3 separate regions of the Homo sapiens genome follow, and all the other regions are linked to region 3. A link is a contact called in ENCODE Hi-C or POLR2A ChIA-PET data. All regions are on one chromosome and are shown on one strand. The core of a region is the stretch at or near the end of the contact, and the rest is flanking DNA. Distances in the headings are between cores, read along the strand shown. Region 1 has its middle 52 kb from the start of SPP2. Region 2 has its middle 86 kb from the start of SPP2. Region 3 has its middle 18 kb from the start of SPP2.

What was found. A loop is a pair of places that touch in the nucleus more often than their neighbours do. ChIA-PET counts read pairs that join two places held with the same protein, here RNA polymerase II (POLR2A). Pooled maps may share reads with other maps.
Region 1: a loop to region 3 is called in a map of CD4-positive, alpha-beta memory T cell, with 12 times the contacts of the local background. The contact joins two enhancer-like sites. A Hi-C loop is called at or near these places in 3 of 168 maps with a recorded cell type or tissue (CD4-positive, alpha-beta memory T cell, PC-3 and naive thymus-derived CD4-positive, alpha-beta T cell) and 6 of 50 pooled maps. POLR2A ChIA-PET finds 5 or more read pairs at or near these places in 2 of 52 experiments (CD4-positive, alpha-beta memory T cell and activated CD4-positive, alpha-beta T cell).
Region 2: a loop to region 3 is called in a pooled map, with 2.6 times the contacts of the local background. The contact joins two enhancer-like sites. A Hi-C loop is called at or near these places in 3 of 50 pooled maps. POLR2A ChIA-PET finds 5 or more read pairs at or near these places in 5 of 52 experiments (CD4-positive, alpha-beta memory T cell, CD8-positive, alpha-beta memory T cell, PC-3 and 2 more).

The regions. Positions count from the first base shown.
Region 1 is chr2:234,100,967-234,103,666 of GRCh38, forward strand. No RefSeq gene overlaps it. Among named protein-coding and RNA genes, the nearest start is that of SPP2, 52 kb to the left of the region's middle. Within about 2 kb of position 1,310, at least 2 of the 41 ENCODE cell types and tissues checked have a DNase peak (open chromatin) inside an H3K27ac peak, as active enhancers do.
Region 2 is chr2:234,135,261-234,137,960 of GRCh38, forward strand. No RefSeq gene overlaps it. Among named protein-coding and RNA genes, the nearest start is that of SPP2, 86 kb to the left of the region's middle. Within about 2 kb of position 1,356, at least 8 of the 41 ENCODE cell types and tissues checked have a DNase peak (open chromatin) inside an H3K27ac peak, as active enhancers do.
Region 3 is chr2:234,031,312-234,034,011 of GRCh38, forward strand. No RefSeq gene overlaps it. Among named protein-coding and RNA genes, the nearest start is that of SPP2, 18 kb to the right of the region's middle. Within about 2 kb of position 1,325, at least 2 of the 41 ENCODE cell types and tissues checked have a DNase peak (open chromatin) inside an H3K27ac peak, as active enhancers do.

The sequences.
Region 1 (2,700 bases), core at 60-2,559, 70 kb after region 3:
TAGAACATGCATGTTAAGACATATATCTACCATTTTACATATATATTGAGCCTGCACTATATGCCGGGGACTATGCTTGTCACTGGAGATATGGCAGATAACAAGACAAGCTTTGTGGTTAAGATTTAAAGGGATAAATAATTAAATCCCTTGTCCTCAGAGTGCTAAATTGTGTCACACAGAAACATAAGTATCAAGTATGAATAAAAACTGCTTTGTGACTGATGGATTAGAAACTACAGTGCGATTCAAAGTCCAAAATTGACTTCCTACTTCTCCATGGATGTATAGTGGAGACCCCGTGAATGCTTCTGCCCATGGTAAAGTGGTGGGGAAAACCTTTGTGGTCTGTAGGTTGGGGGAGAGTGATGAGAGATGGAGAGACAGAGACAGAGGGACAGGCAGACAGAAAGAGAAAGGGACAGAGACAGAAAGAGACAGAGGGAAAGAGGGAGACAGAAGAAGAGAGAAAGGCAGACACACACACACACACACACACACACACACACACACACACACACACAGAGTCTTGTTCAAAGTCTCTTCCCTTTTATCCTCCAGGGAGCAGGGATGGTGGGCATGGCCAACATGGGGGACTGTTAGCAATCCTGCTCCTGGTTAACACCTCATCAGAGATGTGGCTCTCTGTGGGATATTTTTGAGGAGAGGGCCTTCTGCTTGGTTCGCCTACAGGGCCACTGGCTAGCCGGCTCTGGGGCAAAGAGCGTGGGCCAGGGAGATTGAGAGTTGAAAGTGATTTTGCTATTTCAGGGTCTTTTGACTTCAGGTGTGTTACTTATCTTCACTGAACCTCAGTTTGCCTACCTGTAGGATGGGATGTTTCTACCTACCGTAGTGGGTTGGGAGGATTAAGAATGAACACACGCCAACCATGACATGTGTGATATGTAGCAGGTGTTCAGCGAATGTTGGCTTCCTCTTCTCCCCCTTCAAGGCTGGTTTTTCCATCCCCTTTCCATTCTTATTGTTTCCTTCTAATATTCCTTCCATTCTGAGAAAGAGTAAGCTCAAATTTCTTCAGAAGTTTTGCAAAGGTTTGGTGGAGGTAGGGGAAAGAGTAAGAGGTTCTTTTGGCACCAAGTTTATTGCACTTTGGAGTTTTCCATGACTTGTGAAGGGATGGGGTGAGAAGAGAGAATGGGACCATAGACTTGGAGGTATCAGTGTCAGGAAGTCACACAGAGGTTGGAAGGTGGAGGCAGGAGTGCCCAATGCCCTACACAGGTCGTTGTCATCCTGCAGACTCCAGGAGGGAGAAGCAGGTCAGGTGAGTTCTGTGCACACCAAACCACGGGACTACAGAGACTCCTTTGTATTAAAGAGAGTATTGCAGGTGGTTGCTTCCTGTCAGCCACCTCTGATGTGAAATGGCTGAGTTACTAGGAGAGACCTTGTGTACAGTCAGGCATACATTTCAATTACAGTTCAGCTACTTTTTAGCTGGATTTCTCTGAGCAAAAAATTTGACTTCTCTGAGCCTTTATTACCTCATAGCGTTTTTGAGAAAATCACATGGGAGAATTTCTAAAAATGTGCTCCATAAATAGCGCTATTTTGATTTTGGTGTCTACGCAACCCCAGCATCAGCTCTCCCTGTTGCTGTCCAGAGTTACCTTCCTCCACTTTAAGTTAATCCCACCTGCAGGGGACCTTGGCCATTTATATGGCTTTATACCATAAGTGTACTTTATAGTACACATTCATAGTATAGGGCTGGGGAGGTATTATTCAAGCTACCAAAATATAAGTAAGAAACAAGAGTCTCATTGCCCTTTCTGGGAAAAGGATGGGCAGCAAATACTTTCCAAGGTCTCCTCTGCCTCTCTCAGATAGGGCCTGGGCCACTGCTTCCTCTCTTGCTGGTTTCCTCCTGGAGCTCTGGTGGAAAAAAGGCTACCCTTCACTTTCCTGCCTCTTCCCTGAATTTTCCCAATAAACCAGTAACTTCAGAATCTCTCTCTCTCTCTCTCTCTCTCTCTCTCTCTCTCTCTCTCTCTCTCTATCCATTCATCTATCCATCTTCCTACCTATCAGGGTTTGGCAAACTCTTCTGAATAGCAGGAAGGAATTACAGTGTAGAAAGAAAAAAAAATCAGTCAAGTGTAACTGTTCTCATAGTTCCAGGGAAAAGAATAATAAATGAACTAACTCATTCACAGACAAAATGCACCAATCCTGGCTTTACCCCTGGTTTTGAGGATAGCCTTCCTATCCTCATTCCATCCACACTTCCCTCTTAAATCAATAAAAGGCAAAATCCTAAACTTCTGTTTGGAAATGTGGAAAGGAATATGCAGGGAAGCAACATGATCGTCCCTAAAGCCAGTCTGGAACCAAGTGACTGACAGAGGCCCACATAGGCACATGATGTGTGTAGAAATCAGTCTAGGTGTATGTCCAGGTGTGTTCAAAGACTGAATGGAGACCTCCTCTGCAACTGCTGATCTCTCTTGACTAAGGAAATTGGAAACCTAAACCTAAAACAAAACAAAAAACTCACACATAAACCTGTGTCATGAGTAACTTCACTGGACACCAGGAAAAAGTCTTTTAGGCTGGGAGAAGGCCCTGGTCCATAGGCCCCAGCAGCCTCTCCCTATAGTTTGTCCAGGAGCTTAGCTCACTAACAATGAGTCTGAATAAAGAAGGAATCAGTACAGAATCTATACAACAGCAATA
Region 2 (2,700 bases), core at 106-2,605, 100 kb after region 3:
TCCTGGGTGATCCCTGGTGATTGCTGGGTGCAGTGGGGACTGAGGACGTGGGTCTCATTCTCCTCACGTCCCATCCAGTTGACTGTAGCTTTCTCTTAGCTGGCCTTGCCTCAGCCTGGTGAGAGCAAAGTCTGTGCATTTTTTGTTACCTTTCTATTCCCGGATCTTAGCTGAAATGCAGGCGCTGCTTAATTGACAGAAAGAAATGAAAAGGAATTGAATGCTTAGAAACAGTGATCGCATATCAGCCAAGTATACAACAAGAGTCAGGCCTCCCCCACTTTGACACTTTCTCCTCTCTATTGCTATTCATTTTGGGGACCTTTGGGGTAAAACTGCATGTTAAAATGTAAGGAATAAGACTCCAGCTGAGGAATAGGATTTTCACACCTAGAGTTTTTAAAAAATGCAACAGAGTCCGGTATCAAACTCTAAACAGAAACTGGATCGGGGATTCTTTAGAAGGGATTCCTAAAATGGGTGGCCCCAAGCCTAAACGACTTCAGTGGAATCTTCCAGTCTTGCATTCACCGTTACCAGCTGTTTGTAATGGGAGAGATTCAGTGACTCTTATCGGGCACTAGATGGCGATCAGGCATCAATAAGGCCCAACAACCGCCTCGGACCTGGGACCTGGGATTGGCTCCTCCAACCCTGGCCGCCACCCTGGGAAGTGGCCATTGTCATCTTGATTGTCTGTGGGAGACCAGTGAGGCTGGCGGTGGGGATTAGAACTTCACCCAAGGATCACACCCTCCTTCAACCCTTCCTGTGCAGCAGGTTTTACATTCATGTGCAGTGACCGCAGCCGAGGATGTGGGGCACAGCCCGTGAGAGAGACCAGGAGGTCAGCAGTGGTGGGAGTGTTGTGTGCAGTGCAGCCAGGGACCACGGAACGGGTCTCTGTGGCCGCTGGACCCTGCCCCACGGGCCTCAGGGAGGAAGAGCTCTTGAAGGCCGAGAAGGGGCTGTGCTCTAAGCCTGCTGCCCAGGCCTACCCTGCAGCCCCCAGGATGGTTTTCAGGATGCCTCTAATAACACCCATGTCACTCTTACCACTGGCCAAGCACCATTTTGAGCACTTTCCACAGATCAATGTATTTAATCCTCACACAAGCACAATGGGCTGGGTACTACCATCATTGTCATTCTATAGATGAGGAAACTGAGGCACAAGGAAATTACAAAGTTTGTTCAAAGTCATTTGTAGACCAAAAAAGAAAAGAAAGAAAAATTCTGAGCCCTTCAACCATCTAAATGGACCCCTCCTCTCTGCAAGGACATTCCAAAGCTAACCTGAAAAACTAGTTCAGGCCATGATGGGAGGCAGGGGTCAGAGGTCAGACATGCCTCATTATGCCCTCCTCCCTTTTGGAATTACTGATAGAACATTTACAGTGTATTCTCTCTGAAGCCTGCCACCTGGAGGTTTCACATGCATGATTAAATCTTGGTCTTCACAACCCTTTATCTTAACCCAGACATTCCTAAGTCCTCTGACAATAACTTAACTCTTTCAACCAATTGCCAGTCAGAAAATCTTTGAATCTGCTGATGATCTGGAATCCTCCTCCACTCCAAGCCCTGCAGCTTCCAGTTGACCCACCTTTCCGGACAGAACCAATGTTCATCTTACATGAATTTGATTGATGCCTATGTCTACCTAAAATGTATAAAACTAAACTGTCCCTGATCACGTTGGGCACATGTTCTCAGGATCTCCTGAGGGCTGTGTCATGGGCCATTGGTCACTCATATTTGGCTCAGAATAAATCTCTTCAAAGATTTTACAGAACTTGACTCTTTTCATCAACACATTCAACAAGTAGGTGACAGAGATGGGATTATGCTATTTTTTGAGACAGTTTCACTCTGCCACCTAGGCCGGAGTGCAGTGGCGCAATCTCGGCTCACTGCAACCCCACCTCCAGGGTTCAAACAATTCTCCTGTCTCAGCCTCCCAAGTAGCTGGGATTACAGGTGCACGCCACAAAGCCCGGCTAATTTTTGTTTTTTTTAGTAGAGATGGATTTTCCCCATGTTGGCCAGGCTGGTCTTGAACTCCTGATCTCAGGTGATCCGCCTGCCTCAGCCTCCCAAAGTGCTGAGATTACAGGCGTGAGCCACCGTGCCCAGCTGAAAAATGTTTTAGATAAATTTTGTTCAATTGAAAAAAAAAAAAACAAAAAAAACAACTTATTACCTCTTCAGACCTCCTTGAGATGAAGCAACTGACTCCCTCTCACAGGAAATTTCTATGACAGTCAACAAAAGCTGTCAAATTGCCTGCCTTTGTTCTTTGAGAAATTAGAACAGCCTCCAATGCCTGCAGGTTACATTTCCAACCAGTGACTCATTTCATTGAGATGGGTTCTTTTTCCTGCAACGATAGCAAGTTTGTTATACTAGTTGGGTCTTGGTGAGAACACTGACTAGGAACCAAAAAGAATTCCACAGCCCAGGACAATTAGGTCAAGCCATGAAAGCCCTTTAATTCTGGTAAAACCCCCTCAAAGGGGCATGTGAACGTAAGTCTTCACAGCCCTCTGGCGCCAGCACAATGGCAAAATCACTCCACCCAGAAGCACTTGGCCCCCAGCTGGGACGTTCTGGGTTCAGCCTGGCTCCTTGTCCCAAAGGTCCCTGGTTGGCACAGTGGGGCTCTGCACCATCTATCTGGTCCTCTCCAGGGATGGCAGG
Region 3 (2,700 bases), core at 75-2,574:
CTGGGTTACCGTGGGGATGTGAGTGCTCAGCATAGTCCTTAGCCCATGAAAACTATCCAAGTGGTTGCATCAAAATTGGGGAATACTTTGGAAATTATTCATCTCATTTCTTTTTTGTCTCTTTGAGAACATGACATCACCTCTAGTTGGCCCAGGACCTCCATCTGCCTGAGGGTGGGAGAATGGAGCAGAGATTAGAAGTGTCTCAAAGTCACACAGGGAGGCCAACATAATTTTCAGTTTCTAACGTGCAAAATAGGATTAGGCAGCAGGAGGTTAGCTTTGAAATACAGAATATTCTCTTGAGGTGAAATTACAAGTTTTTTTATTTCCCTGTCTTGAGTATTCTCCCACCAACACCTTCGTGACAGTCTTCAGAAGAAAGATAAAGGCAATTGAGTGCATCTGATGAGAAGAAGCAAGGCAGTCATCATTATTTACATCTACGTGAGACAAATAAAAAGAGTTTAATGATTTCAGTCACTAAGGGCTAGGGGCCTCATTCAGAAGACAGTGGTTTTTGACCCCAAGACCTGCCCTTGTCACTATATTTTTCAATAGCACATGTTTGGAAAATGACTGCTTTAAAAATGTATATATCCTCCCAGGTTGAAAATAACTTCATGCTTCTTAGTAATTTTGGAGAGGTACAAAGCAATCCCAATAATTTGAAAGCATCACAGACTCTTTTAGAGAAGTTTTTGGAGTGCTTTCAATGGTTGAGCCCATAAACATGTCCACTGATTTACATTTTAAAAATGAAAGAGTGTTGTATTAAAATATTTGGATTCTGGTCACATAGTAAGGCTATTGTGCTTCCAGGGGTTAGCACAGGATCAGACTTGGTTACTGGAAGTATCAAAATTTGCAAATTATCCTTCAAATGAAAATTATTCAGTTCTTCAGGTTTTTTGCTTATGACTGGTGCATGTTTGCTGGTTGTGAAAGTGGAAACAGATACAGGATTTGCTCCCAGTCTGAGCATCTGGAGTTGAGTGGCAGGGAAGCTAATAAGGCATCTCACTGCATTCTTCCCTTTTCTTCCTGGATGGATGACATGTGTTAATGTTCATGTAAATCCTTGCCCCACTTCACTCTAAGAGCTGAAGCAACCACTTAAAAGTCTTTTGTCTGTTTGTTTTTCTTTTTTCTTTTCCTATTTCTAAGTAATAGACTCATACTGCTAGTTTTGATTGTTTAGCATTTGTGACTTCCTATGGTGAAAGAATAAAGACTTAGTCATTTCATGCCCTGTTCCCAACCCCACCTTCATCCTCCCAAGAGAGTCATATTATAGTTTTTGTTATTGTTCAGTGTTTGTATTATCATGACCAGAAGTATTTTTCACAGCAATACCGCATTTCCTTTTGTGGTTGTCATTAGTGCTCACTGACAGATATTTTGTTCTTAACTTTTAAGGTACATAGCAGGACTTGCTTTCCTGCTCCCTTTGAATTAGGTAAAGTCATGTGACTAGGTCTAGCCAATGAGCTCCAGGCCAGAGCATGTAATTACTGGTGTGAAACTTACCAGAGCTCTCTTTCTGTCTGGTATTGCTAACTACCAATATTCAAGAAATTTATGAGTGATGCTAGCATAATGGTGGATTGGAAGATCCAGACCCTCCTTTTACCCATGCACACACTGATTTAATAATAATACATGGGGCAACTTCCTTTCTGAGAAGCCCAGAAACAAATAACAAGAAGTTCCTGCATCTGAGATGGGCATGAGACCAGCTGCATAAAAGTCAGTAGGAACATTCAGGGCACTTTTCTTGGCCTTGTTCTTCCCTTCAGTACAGCACAAAACAAATGGGTAAAAAAACCCAAAACTCCTGGCTTCTTCCTTAGGAGGTAAGGAATTGAAGCGTGTGTCTAAAGGTCCAGCTTTCTGAGTGGCTGCCTGAGGGACTGGTTTCTGTTTGCCTGAATGTAAGCACTGGCAGGAAGAAGCACGAGGCTGGTAGGGACACTGAAAATAAAGGCAACAGTTTGGACTAGTATATACTCATTTACAATAGCCCCTCCTCCTGGCTCAGCAGAGAATGAGTGGGTGAAAACTCTCAAATGGTAATTTCTCCCTGGGGAAAGAAATTGTTGGAGCACGGCATTTTGCAGAGCTGCCTGAAGTACTGATTTCTGTCTCATCCAATTCAGGGTGCTGATGGGACCTAACATACTCTAGATTCCTGGTGACTACTGAAAAAAAAAAAAGCTGGAGCACATGCTGCTGCTACAGAAGACCCAGAGTACAGCAGGTAGACACCAGAGGAAGTAAGAGATTATGAGCATATGAAGATAGAAACAAGCAAATTCTTCTAATTAGAAATTTACACACACTCGCCAAGAGAAAATACATCCATAGAAAATTTGAGAGACCTCCAGATTTTCTACCTGTGCTAATTGGCGAAGGTCTTTCCCTGCATGAAGCCAGTCTGTGAATAATGGGAAAGGTGCCTGTTCCTTTGGATTTGCAGATATCAACTCCAAGCTACAGAAACATAAAGAAACTGGAAAATATAGCCTAATCAAAGAAACAGAATAAATCTACAGAAATTGGCCCTAAATAAGTGTAGGTATACAAAACACCAAACAAAGAATTCAAAATAACCATCATAATAATATTCAGTGAGCTCAAGAAAACAGTGTTTGAACAAAATTTGGATCTCAACAAATAAATAAAAAATATGAGAAACAA